Regions from separate parts of the Homo sapiens genome. Here regions 2 and 3 are each linked to region 1. The links are chromatin contacts, found by Hi-C or POLR2A ChIA-PET in ENCODE. All regions are on one chromosome and are shown on one strand. Each heading gives the region's core, a stretch centred on a gene start or an enhancer-like site at or near the end of the contact. The rest is flanking DNA. Distances are from core to core; before and after follow the strand shown.

The links. Hi-C counts contacts between places; a loop is a spot of excess contacts on that map. ChIA-PET counts read pairs that join two places held with the same protein, here RNA polymerase II (POLR2A). Pooled maps may share reads with other maps.
Region 2: a loop to region 1 is called in a map of IMR-90, with 2.6 times the contacts of the local background. The contact joins two enhancer-like sites. A Hi-C loop is called at or near these places in 1 of 168 maps with a recorded cell type or tissue (IMR-90) and 2 of 50 pooled maps.
Region 3: POLR2A ChIA-PET joins it to region 1 with 11 read pairs in SK-N-SH. The contact joins two enhancer-like sites. POLR2A ChIA-PET finds 5 or more read pairs at or near these places in 2 of 52 experiments (BJ and SK-N-SH).

Annotation. Positions count from the first base shown.
Region 1 is chr14:100,388,800-100,392,870 of GRCh38, forward strand. All of the region lies in intron 2 of WDR25 (WD repeat domain 25), which reads left to right. Among named protein-coding and RNA genes, the nearest start is that of WDR25, 14 kb to the left of the region's middle. Within about 2 kb of position 1,754, at least 13 of the 41 ENCODE cell types and tissues checked have a DNase peak (open chromatin) inside an H3K27ac peak, as active enhancers do.
Region 2 is chr14:100,837,950-100,842,020 of GRCh38, forward strand. All of the region lies in intron 8 of MEG3 (maternally expressed 3), which reads left to right. Among named protein-coding and RNA genes, the nearest start is that of MIR770, 12 kb to the right of the region's middle. RefSeq lists enhancers at 1,369-2,130, 2,131-2,890. Within about 2 kb of position 1,847, at least 2 of the 41 ENCODE cell types and tissues checked have a DNase peak (open chromatin) inside an H3K27ac peak, as active enhancers do.
Region 3 is chr14:100,675,859-100,679,929 of GRCh38, forward strand. No RefSeq gene overlaps it. Among named protein-coding and RNA genes, the nearest start is that of LINC00523, 21 kb to the left of the region's middle. RefSeq lists an enhancer at 3,478-4,071. Within about 2 kb of position 2,258, at least 21 of the 41 ENCODE cell types and tissues checked have a DNase peak (open chromatin) inside an H3K27ac peak, as active enhancers do.

The sequences.
Region 1 (4,071 bases), core at 504-3,003:
ACTTAAACAGTTCAGTGTACCAAGGGCGGGGCCTTGTGCTCGCCAGAAGCTGACAGGAAGAAAACAGCCGTGTGAAGGTGCAGCCTCTGTCCTCGAGAAGCAAGCCTCATTCACTCTCATCCCATGTCATTAAGGGAAGGATAGAGCAATTTGGAAAAATGCTTTTAATGTAATTGAAAAATGCAGATTGCAAAATTGGCGCACTTAGGAGTCGAGACAGTCTAGTAAATTATTTCTTGTTGCTTTTAAAACTCGGAGACAGTAGACTCTTAAAGGTGCTTGTCTAATGCCCAGTGATGGCCTGTGTCCAAATGAGTTGTTTTAGATTTAATTTGTTTTATCATAAAAGTGGTAAAATTTTGGGAAAAAATGCAAGAAAATGGCAGAAATTAAAAGATAAACCATAGACCCTTCATTCAAGCCTAATGACCATGAACATTTTGCAAGCAGCGTTTCCTTCTAGTCTTTTTTCCCTACATATATCAACTAGTTTTAATCATATGGTAGGTACTTTGTTTTTGTAGCCTGCATTTAAAATCATAGGGTGGTCATTTCTCCCCCAGATTGTTAGTATTATTTCCTCTTAAGAGAAGGGTTAGGTAAGTCATTCCAACCTTTTAAGGTTTCCTTCTAGCTTCTGCTGTTTCTTGTCAGGTGTTTTCTTTTGTCTATTCTCCCAGATGAACACAGCTCTCATGCGGACCCCTCATATACTGGGGGGAGTGGAGCAAGCCGGGGGACAGAAGCCCTGAGGGGCAGTCAGAAGGTACATGTGAGTGAGACCAACTGTGTCAGCCCAGGATAGCTGGAAGCCTGCCTTCACCTGGCCTCCCCTCTGGCAGGCTTCCTGAAGTTTCCTGAACTTGGCAGAGGACAGCGTACCTTGATCTTCTACGTGGAATACTGTGATACTGGCTGAAATGCAGGGAGGACCAGAAGGGCTTTAGAAACCTACAACCAAAGCGGCCCTAGAACTCTGCTTTGCCAGGGCTTGTGGGGCTGTTCCAGGCCTGCCTTTCCTCGCCAGGATTGGGGCACTGGGGAGCTCGGCCCCCCCATAGAACGAGGGCCATACAGAGATGAGCGGCACCCTCTGGGGCTGCTGCTGCTGAAGGTCGTTGACTTTGCAACTCTGATTGCTTGGGCATCCTGGATGTCCCTGGATTGAGCGTCTCGGTTTCTCCTCTTTATTTCTTGGCCTTTCTGTTTTATTTTTCTGGGGAATTTCTTCCACTTTATCTATCTTTCAATGCTTTTTTTGAATTTGTATTTCTGCTGTCATAAACTTTCAAATTGAAGAATAATATATATTCAGGGAAGTGTTCTGTCATGTTTTTACATTCCAAGAGCTGTTTCTTATTTTCTGAATGTTCCTTTTTTTAATATAGCATATTGTTTTTTATTGTATATTTACAAGGTCTTTTCTTAGCTCTTTGAGTTCTTTGAAAGTTTTCCTGTTTTCTGAAATGTTTGTCTCTTTCTTATCTCCTTTGGTCTTTTTTTGTTTTGGTGTCTGTGTTCCATGTTAGAGATTTCCTGCTGCTCATTCCAATTAGGGAGGGAGGACCTAAAAAGCTGACCTGACCAAAAGCTGTGTGTGTGTGTGTGTGTGTGTGTGTGTGTGTGTGCATGCACACGCCCTTGTGTGGGGGCAAAGGGACTTTGTTTGCAGCGGGCCGGATGTAGGGTTATGAGGCAGCAGGCTGGCGCTCATCATAGGAACCCACTTGTGATTATTTTTATGTATTTCCTTGAGCCTGGTCAGCTTCTCAGGGAGGTGTCTTCTCTGGGTGGGCTCTTGGCCTGCTGCCAGCCTTCCGGCATCTGAGCTGGGGAAGAGGGTCAAGGTCTCTGTGTTTAGTGTGCAGACTGCACTCTCCATCCTGTCCTCCAGCTTGGTTTTCTCACTGTCCGGCACATCTTTTCCCACCAGTGTGCAGATCTGTGCCGCTCTTTTTGGGGGCTGTGTAGCGCTCAGTGTCTGACACACACCATCATTTATGCGTAAAAGTGGCTGCGTCTTCTCACCCTCCACAGCGGCAGAATTATTACCTTTTGAAAATGTCTGCTAATTTAATGGTGTCTTGTTTGAGAACCAAGTGAGTTCATTTACGTACAGCTCTTTTAGAACGGGCCGGCACTTCGTTCATTCTAAACAAGCATTTGTTATCCTGATTCTTGTCCATTCATCTCCTGTAGTCTTAGCGTTTCTCTTATCTGGGCAATTTACGTACTTACAATATTGACCTTTCATCATATTTTACCCTCTTCCCCCCCAGGGTGTTGTGTGATGTTGAGTTTTGGTATTTCATGTATTTTTTTTTAACAGAGAAAACCTGACATTTTTCGCTGTCAAGTCTCTGGCCCTTTCCCTTTGTAATTGTCCATGGCTCTAGAGCATGGCATGTCCTCCCCCACCCTGAGATCTGATAAATCGTCACCTATATTTGACCTTCATCTAGTAGTGATTAGCTTGAGCCAGTTTCAATTCTCGTCAGTGGGTCCGAGGCAGGCCCTGCGCCACCATGATGAATGTGTGCGTGGTGCCAGGGATCGATGGGCATATTAAGGAGCAGCGCCGCGGTCCCCGGCAGCCAGCTTCGTGATGCTCCCCCACACTGACGCTGGCTATTCATGATTTAAAATGACCTTCTTCCCATCCGGCTTATTCCGCAGGGCATGGGTACGCCACAGCTTCCTCAACCTTTCCTCAAAAAAGAAATGTTGTTTTTGACCATAAAAGAAATGCAATCTGGAAAGAACAGAAAGGTATAAAGAAGAAACAAATTGCCCATTTTCTCTCCACCCAGAGGCAATGACTGCAGACTTTTTGGTATATTTTCATCCAGCCTTAAAAAAAAAAAAAGATTCAACATAGTTGAGCTCCAACTATACATCTAATTTAAACCCTTCTTTCCCTCCACATACTGCAGTAGCAGTTTTTAATGCTGTAATTTATTGCTTTGGTTTTTAGTGTGGTCTCCAAATCCCTGGGGGGCCTCAAGACCCTTTCAGGGGGTCAAAACTATTTTCATAATAATACCTAGGAGTTATTTGCCTTTTCCATTCTCCTTCTCTCCTGAGTGTACATGGAGTTTTCCAGAGGCTATGAGGCGTGTGCTTTTGCAGTGGATTAAATACAGACGCAGCTTTGAGAACCCAGCTGTCTTGTATTAAGCCAGACATTAATGAGATCTGCAAAAATGTAAACAATGCCTTCTTACTAATTTTTCTTGGTCTTGGAAAATAGAGTTATTTTTATAAGAATGTGCTATTTCTGTTAACATGTGGGGGGTTTGTTACTGTTACTTTTACATAAATTAATAAATATTTTAAAATGTCCTCAGTTTTCACTTCTAATACGCGAAGTACCCATAGCTATAATCCGAAAAAACAACAGCTCTTTGGGGTCCTCAGTCATTTTAGACAGTGTAATTGAGGACCACAGTTTTCTTTACATCTGTAATTACATTTTGGGGAATCTCACTATTGTGTTGGTAAAAACGTCAGCACATCCTAGTTCTGGGATAAGTGAGTGGGTTCTTTTCCAGCCACGTCTCTGTCTTCTTCTGCTTGGTTAGCTCTCCAAACTGTGTGATGAAAACGTGATCCCAGGGGTCCAAGCCTCTGTCACCCTCTTGCCCCTTCTCCTCTGCCCTTCCTTTGGCCCTTTGTGGAGATGACTCAGCAGCATTACAAAACCATAAGCAAAATCCACCAACTCGACCATACACTGAAATTATCATTATCCTTTGAACACCCTCCCATCCATTTCTGGTCCATACGGGCTGTGTTTGTCAGAGTGTGCGTGCAGCTCTGCAGCCTGTCTTTCCATTTAACATTCTCTCCCAGCCCTGCCCGCGCCACACTGTGCCACCAGCCGCCTCTGCGTCTTTGGAGGGCCGTCAATTTTCACTGGTTCCATGACGCTCTATCGAGTTGATTAACTGTAATTTACTTAGCCGCCCTTGGACACTTAGGTGGTTTCTAATTTTTGCTATTATATAGATAATGCTGAAGTGGTTATCTTCATGCATGAAACCCTTTTCTGTTGGATTATTTCTTTCGGAT
Region 2 (4,071 bases), core at 597-3,096, 450 kb after region 1:
AGGGGGCCCAGGAAGGCTCTGCCCCGTGACATTTACTCCAAGGCTAGCATTTGCTGAGCCACCTGCAAACACAGTGATGTGGAGAAGAGGCCCGGGAGGGGAGGTTTGCACAGGGGCAGGCTGCTGGGGTCCTGGGGGGATCCTGTCCCAAGCTTACTAGAATGCATTCGAGTAACTGGTCTGAGCCAGATGCCCTCAGCTCTTGGACTGGTTTCTCACGGACATCTCAGGACTTTCCCAAGGTGGACTAAGCCCAGGGACAAAGTCAAAGTGAAGGCCAGGGGCACACAGGAGAGGCCCAGATAGGACCAAGCTTTGGCAGCCCCTGGCTCTCAGGGGTTGAAATGGAACCCTCTTTGCACTGAGTTGTATTTCAGGTACTCATGAGTGTTTCGGTCTCAGGCAAACACATATTTGGGGTTTTGTGTGTCATTAGGTATAAAATAGGTAAAATATGCCACGTTCTCAATGAAAGAAGTTGAAACGTGACTTACTACGTCAGCCTTGCTGGTGATCTTCTCGGGAACTGCCGAAAGGCCACTAGTAAGTGCTGAAAGACATGATCATTTTCAGGAAAATTCTATTTTGATGGATTGGCCAATGCCTGAGCCATAGCGGGTGGAGATGAGACCCTGACTGACTAGGCAGTGAGCCACAGAGGACCCTGTCACATCAGCGGAGGGCGGTGAGGGGTCTCTGGCCATTTGTCATCGTGCTGATTCCTAGGGGGCTGCCTCTAGTGGGACTCTTCTGGGTGGGTGCAAGTGTCAGGGTAAAGACGGCGGTCTGGTCTGGAAACTGGCTCTCCTCTCGCACCTGCCCGCCCTGGGTGGTTGGGAAAGGAAACCAAGAGGGTAGCTCAGGCCTGAGCTCGTGGAAAGGAAGAACATGACCCCTCATTCGCTCACTCGCCCCCACATTCTCTCACCTGCGAGTTGCTCATTGCTGCTTTCAGGGCCCCTGACCTCATGCCTCCTGAGTTGTGATTCAAACCCCAAATGAATTTCCAAGTACATTTCTCCAAATAATGTCAAAACCTGGCAAGACTTAAGGGCAACAGGATGCATGTGTTTCTTATTCATTCATTTACATAAAATAACTTAAGTGTGTTTTTTATGAGCAATCTGACTTCCAAAAAGAATGAAAAGGAAAATCTACCCATCTTTAATGAACTTGCTAATGAATTTTTCCTTGCAAAGAGGAAGGGAGCTTCCTACAGAAGGGGGTGTGGAGGGAGACAGATTCAGGTCCCAAAGGGTTAAAGGGCAGTGGACAATGCGGAAGCCAGCATTGTGAGCTGCAGTGGAAAAGCCCTGGGTCGCTGGGAGTGGCTTCTTTTTAGGAGACTGGAATTAATGAGTTGTGAAGTGTCCCAAGGACTGGTTCCCCCTCCCTGCTGTTTCTCTGAGCCCTGTCCCCTCTTCCAAAGGAGGAATAAGGAGGTCTAGCTTCGTCTCCCATCCCCGATTTGAGCAGATGGAAGAGTCTAGAAAAGAGGTGTACCTTTTGAAACGAGGCCTCAGATGTGGGGTTCCTGGTCTGGAAAGGGGAAGGATGAATCTGGGGTAGGAGAGGGTCTCGTATGGAGCCCCATTCAGACAGGGCAGTCCCACACCTGGGCTGCCCACAGGTTCTTGGGGGAGTCTAAGGAAAGGGGAGCCACAGAACAGGCTTGCCTCCTTGGCATGGATTGGGTCAGTGTTTCAGAGCCAGGAAAGGTGGGAGTGTGGGGGGCCCTCGGGGCTGATGAGGGCGTGCAGACCCTCCCCTCCCACCTCCTGTCCCAGGAGCCCTGCAGACACTGCAGCAGGAGGGCACTCTGCCAGAAGAGGGGTTCCAGCTCCAGCCGGATCCAGCAGACATGGAGAGACCCCTTATCTTTGCCAAGACGAGCTCTGCGGTGCCTGAGAGGCCCGTAGGTCTGGAATTCTAGGGCCTTCTGGGTTTGAGTCAGGTCCTGAGGCCAGGGCCTGGGCCCTGATCCTCACCATGGAAAACTGGTCACTTTACTCAGGATAAACTGTGATGAGGACTTGGGACATATCTCTGTCTGTCCTCTCAGCTCGCGTCACCCCTGAGCCCTTGGCGATCGTGGGCGGCCCGTGTACAGAGCAGGTGCTGGGTCACTGGGGCCGCCGTGGGCCTCCCAACATGAGGGACTGTGTGTGAGAGAGGAGTTCATTAAGGGAGAGGATGGTGGTGAAGGGTGTAGCCATGACTTTCTTAACTGCTCTCCAATTTCTTTGAGCTTAAAAATAAATCCAGATGGAGAGTTCTTAAGTCCCCTATCCTGGGAGAAAGGAAGGCTGCCCACCACCTTCGGCTTGCCTCGACTCTGAGCAGTGAATAGGGTCTTTGGCAGGGGCTTAAGGAGGAGACTCTTAGCCTGGGAGCTCCCAGGGCTGTTTCAGATGGAAACAAAGGCTCAGGCCGAGAGGAATGTGGGGGAGCCCCCCGTGGGGAACAGCCACCTGGGGATAATTGGGAGGGCTGAGCGCAGATGAGTTTTCCCAGGTTCTGTGAATGCGCCCTTTCAATGGAAGGTGCCTTTTTTTCCAGATGAAAAGAAGAAAACGTCAATTACCTTCCCCTGAAACGGAGTGTGTGTGTGTTCCCTCCCAGGGGTTGTGTGGGGCCCCTTGCCCTTGTGTGTGTGTCGGGAGCTCCAAGGCTGCACAATGACGCACTTAACCAGCCACTGGGTTCGCGCGACCCTGGGATGCTCACGCTCTTAGATTCTAGGGCTTGATTTTGAAAGTTTCTTAGCAAAGGGGAATCAGAGTGATTGAGCCTGTAAACAAAAATTTGATCAACCTGGGCCTGATGCCTGAAATATAGCCAAAGAGACAGAATGGGGCTGCGGGGAGAGAGGTCCAGGATGGAAAGTTGGGGAAGGAGGACAGTCGGGGGCCAAAGGCTGACCGCATGTCTGCGCCGGCCTCCGCGCTCACAGCTGGGCTGCTCCTTCTGCCACCCCAGCCCTTTCTCTGGGCCTTCCTGGCAGTGGACATAGAGTGATTCCCTACTCAGGAAGTTGGCGGTAGGGGGCTCAGAAATCCACAGGGCTGTTGTTTCACAGTTAGCCAGGAGAGGAGGGGGTCATGGTGGCCCGCAGGGATGGTGGGCAGCTGCGAGAGAGGGGACGCTTCAGGTTAGAGCGAAGCTGTTTGCACCACCACTGCCCCAGACTGCCGTAAGGGTAGGGCCACTCCAGAGGCACCAGGGACAAAGTCCCTGCCGTGACAGGAGGGGGGCACAGGTCTCAGTCTTGGCTGGTCACTGACTTTGCTGCTGCTGGCTTCTGAGCCTCAGAGAGGTCAGCAGTCTTCCAGAGACCTGGTTAGAGCCTGTGCTCAGCCCTGACTATGGGTGTGACCTTGGCCCCTGTCTCCAGCCCCTTAGGCCTCAGTTTTCCCGTCTACGAAATGGGCGAGTGCAGGCCCATGGTCGTCCGAGTGGCTCGGGGTTTCTTCAGGCCTCCCTGGAGGTCATCTGTCGTTTGTTTGCTGGGTCTTTGGAGTTGTTGGGACTTTGGGGGTCACTGGTCCGCTGCCCCCTCTGCTTTAGAGGTGGGGAAACCAGCGATCCCAGAGGCCCGGAGCCTTGCCCGAGGTTGCACGGTGAGCCGGCAGCAGGCCCTGGAGGTGAAGCCCCTGCCAGTTGCCAGCTCCTGTGTGACCTGTGTGGTCGGGGGGGGTCACAGTCACCGGTCATTAGTGTGGGTCAGAGCTCTTGCCCAAAGAAGGTTCCAAGGGGCTGCCCCATGAGCTGGGATGCAGGGATCGTGTTTTATGGGGCATTATTCCAAACAGGCAGGCTGCTGGTCTGGTCTGGAACACCTTTTTGGTCTGTAGAGTGACTCTTGTTTAATGAGACTGGACTTGTGGCTTCAGAACCAGGAGATGTTCGTTCCCCCAACCCCCGTGGCTCACCTTGTGCCTTTTGGGTCCTGAGACCCTCGCCAGCGCCTCTGTTGGCACGGTGGCCCAGTCGGCTGAGAACTTCCTGAAAAAGCCAACAGGATGACAACTTCTGGAAAAGTGATCATCACCCGCCTGCACTGGCTGCCCA
Region 3 (4,071 bases), core at 1,008-3,507, 290 kb after region 1:
TTTTAATATGTATTTTTAAGTAAGTGACTAGTCCCAGGGGTGGGGCTGAACTGAGAATGCACATTCTGTTAATTTAACCAGTAAATCCGATTTTCAAATTCCCCTTACAGGGAGAGAAAGGAGAATATTTTGCTCACTTTCAATCGTTATCGACTCATCCCCCCAAAGCCGGCAATATCGACCCTGCCTTCCAACACACTTCTGGAGCTTGCCCGGCACACGGGGTTGATGCCGGGCGCTCCAAGGGGGCTGGAGCCCTCACCCCGGCTCACACTGGCCTGAGATGAAGAGGCAGCTACAAAGTGCTGAGGCTCAGGTGGTGTCCCTGGAGGAGGCCTCTCTGTGGTTCTCTGTGACTTAGAAAGTCAGAACTAAGGTTGGAGAAGCTCTGTCCTGGAAAGGCATTCTGGGTGGGGGAATGGCCTAAACAAAGGTGGGGAGGCAGGAACGCAGATGAGGAGGCAGGCGGCCCGCAGTTCAGCTGGCTGGGAACGCAGCCAGCTTTTCTTTGGGTGTAGTCTTTTGCGCCCGGGTCATTCTGAAGAGTGACTTGGACTCTGAAGAGGCTCCCTGGTTACTCCCCACTTTTCCTCAAAGCTCCAGCGCTGCTTCCTCTGGGAAGCCTTCCATGGTTTCTCTGACGGAGACACTCCCCTACTCCAGGCCTGCAGCACTCACCTGCATCTCACACTGCGATGCAAAATTTGTGTGATTAATGGGTTCAAATGTGCCCCCCTCCCCTGGACTTTACAGGGTGCTGGAGCTGCTGGCTTGCTGTTCCCAGTGCCAAGTCCCATATGGGTGCTCAGCCATATGGAAGGAAGGTGCTCACAGTCCCCACAATCTATCAACCCACCCTGCGGGTGGAGGTACCGTGACTGTGGCCCCCACACCCCGCCCCTCAAGCTCCTGCCTGGCTGGAGCGCCCGCCTGGACCTGCCTGGCCTCTCAGCTACTTTGTTGTGAGGTTCTAGGCATGGAGATGAGTTTCTAGTGACTCTGGCTTGTTTTCTTCCCTTTTTTCCTGGTGATCTTTCTGTGTAATTAAAAGACAGCTATTTGGCTGGGTGCGGTGGCTCATGCCTGTAATCCCAGCACTTTGGGAGGCTGAGGCGGGTGGATCACCTGAGGTCGGGAGTCGGAGACCAGCCTGACTAACATGGAGAAACCCTGTCTCTACTAAAAATACAAAAGTAGCTGGGCATGGGGGCAGGTGCCTGTAATCCCAGCTACTCGGGAGGCTGAGGCAGGAGAATCGCTTGAACCCAGGAGGTGGAGGTTGAGGTAAGCCAAGATCGCGCCACTGCACTTCAGCCTGGGCAACAAGAGTGAAACTCCCTCTTAAAAAAAAAAAAAAGAGCTATTCTAGGAGACGAGGCAGCTGGAAGCAGAAACGCTGCTCTCTGCTTATGTGTGTGGAAATTTATTGTCTAGAGTACAGAATTCCGCTCGAGGCTCCAGTGTCAAAACAGACGCTAGGGTGAAGACCCAGCCCAGCCTCCCTCCTCAAGCCTGCTCTGCGCCCACCCTTATCCACATGGTGGCTTCCTGGAGCTCTTGCCGCCCCACTGGGTGAGGTGACAGCCTCCATTTCTTGAGGAGCACTAACTCTGCCAGTCTGATGACATCCACAGAACCTGTGAGCCTCACGCCAGGGGGCAACCCAGGCTGACAGCTGTGGTGTCCACCTGGAACCTGCCCCGGAGGGCTTGGAAGTTGTGAAGCCCATACTCCTTCCACCGGGCATGCTGCTGGTGCTGGGTGCCCCGGGGAGCGCAGCAGCACAGCTCCCACCTCCCTGACACAGAAGCCCAAGCCTGTGCTTCTGCCTGGCCTGGCCGTTTGAGAGGCCCCTTCCTTCCCCCAGAACCGGAAACTCCAGGCAATGTCAAGGTCATGCCTAGCCTGGAGGAAGTGCCTGTAAGCGGCCCAGCCCAGAGCACGGCGGGTGCAGCCCCCAGTGGAGACAGCGGGGTCCAACTTCCAGTACCCACTCATTGGCCGCATGCCTCTAGCACAAAGCTGTCTTTCACCCCACTCTGGTCTACAGAATCCTGGGAAATATATTTTCTGGTTGGAAATCCTTTGTTAGTTGGGCCTTCATGGTACTGGCATCTGTGAGCCCCTTTCGGCACCTCTGGGAATGGCCCCCCGCAAACTCGCTGGGTCCCAGGGTGGAGGGTTAGGAGGCCTGGCTGGCCTCGGAGCCTCTGCCTGGCCAGGCCTCCGCCCCTTGGCTCGCCACAGCCCGCAGCTGCTGAGGATAATGCATGCGCTGGCCCGGGCCCAGCTCCCCTAAGCCATGGAGAATTGCAGTTTAGCAAGTTCGTCAAATCCGCCTGAGGCAGGAGCCCAGAGCCACATCTGCAGCATCCAGGCATCCCAGCGGCTTCCTTATCACGTCCGCCTCCACCCAGGGCCTCTTCCCACAGGCCTGGATTAGGCCCCCGGCAGCTGGGCAGGGGTGGGGGCCAGGGGAGCAGGGGACGCTGAGCTGGGGGCCCAGGGCCCCAGCCAGAGAGGCCCCGGTCTGCTCCGCCCTAACTTCCTTGTGTGGCCCTGAGGAGGGAGATGCAGCCTTCTGGGTGGATGGATCCTCCTGCCCATCCATGGGGTCCTGGAGGTGGCAGCCACAGCTGGGCAAACCCATACCCCCAGGCCAGGAAACAGCGGCTGGGCAAGGCTCATGCCGAGGGACCCAGGGGTGGCTTGAAGGGTGCTGGGAGAGCTCGGGCTCCTCGGGAAGGGGGGTGGGTAGAGGGAGCATGGACAGTGGGCCCTGTGCCAGCAAAGCACAGCATCTGGAGGAGGGTGGAGGCAGGAATGCTGTGGGGAGGTGGCCGGCAAGGTCTTAAGAGCCACGCTATGTTGGTGACGCTGGGTCTGGTGAGCTGCTGGGCTGGAGCAGGAAAGCCAGGAGGGATCTGAGGCCTGGACAGGGGGCAAGAAGTCCCCTCCCCTGCATTCTCAGCCTGGAGCCCAAAGATGTGGCATTCAGAGGCACCTGTTTGGACCATCAAAGCATCTGTGAGGTCTACCAGGCACTTCCATGGCTGGGAAACATCAGTGGCCCCTTCCCCAAGAGGAACACTACAGGCTTCATGAACCACGGGGCCGAAGGGCCCAACCACTCCCTTTAGCCCCTCAGGGTAAGCCCAGCCAGGCTGCTGGGGCATCCACAAGGTCCCAGATGCCACCCAGAGACTTGCTTACCTCCGGGACTAGAGAGCTCACTACCTCATTGAACGTGCATTCCTTTGTGGAGGAGGTCTCATAGCTAGGAAAGGGCTTTCTAGTACTGCTCCGGGGCCACAGCGCATCTGGAGGTGGCAGTCATGACCTTCTGGGCCTCTTTCCTCCAAACCAAGTCTCAGGGCTTCTCCTATCTGTTCCTTGCAAGACCCACCGCAGTGCCCTCTCCTGAACAGGCATCAGTTGTCATTTTCTCCCAGAACTGAGTGTTAGTGCCTAGGTACAGTCTGCAGCCGACTCTCACCTCCCCAGCTATGAATACCATGCTCCTGTTAATTAAGCCCTAGGCGATCTGTGTTTTTTTTTGTTGTTTTTTTTTCTGATTGATCCATCACCCCATTGAGTCTTGCAGGGTGGTGTTGGTCCTTCTGGTGGTAATTGTGAATGAAGCAGGGGGACGACACATCCAGCTTGGGGAAACTGAGGCCCAGAGGGACAAGGCCTGGATCAAAGTTACACAGTTCATGGATGGCAGGGCTCAGGGAAGAGCCCTCCTGACCTCTGCCAGCAGCCTGCCCAGCCAGCACACGGTTCCTCCATCTAGGCCGAAAGATGGGCCTATGTCCATTCTCCCTCCTCCCTCCACCCTTCCCGAGGCCCTCTCAACCCTCAGCCAAGCCAGGGAAGGTAGAACGTGAGCGCCCCGTGGGTCCTCAGATGGTCTTGATTACCGACAGAAGGAGAAAGGCCTTTGCCCTGTGTCCTGCTAACTGTTCCAGGGAATCCAGTGCATCCAGAGGCCTGGGGGCCAAGGTCTCACACAGCTGACCGCGTCCAGCACGTTCTGCAGACTCCGGGTGTTTCCAGAGATCGCTGGGC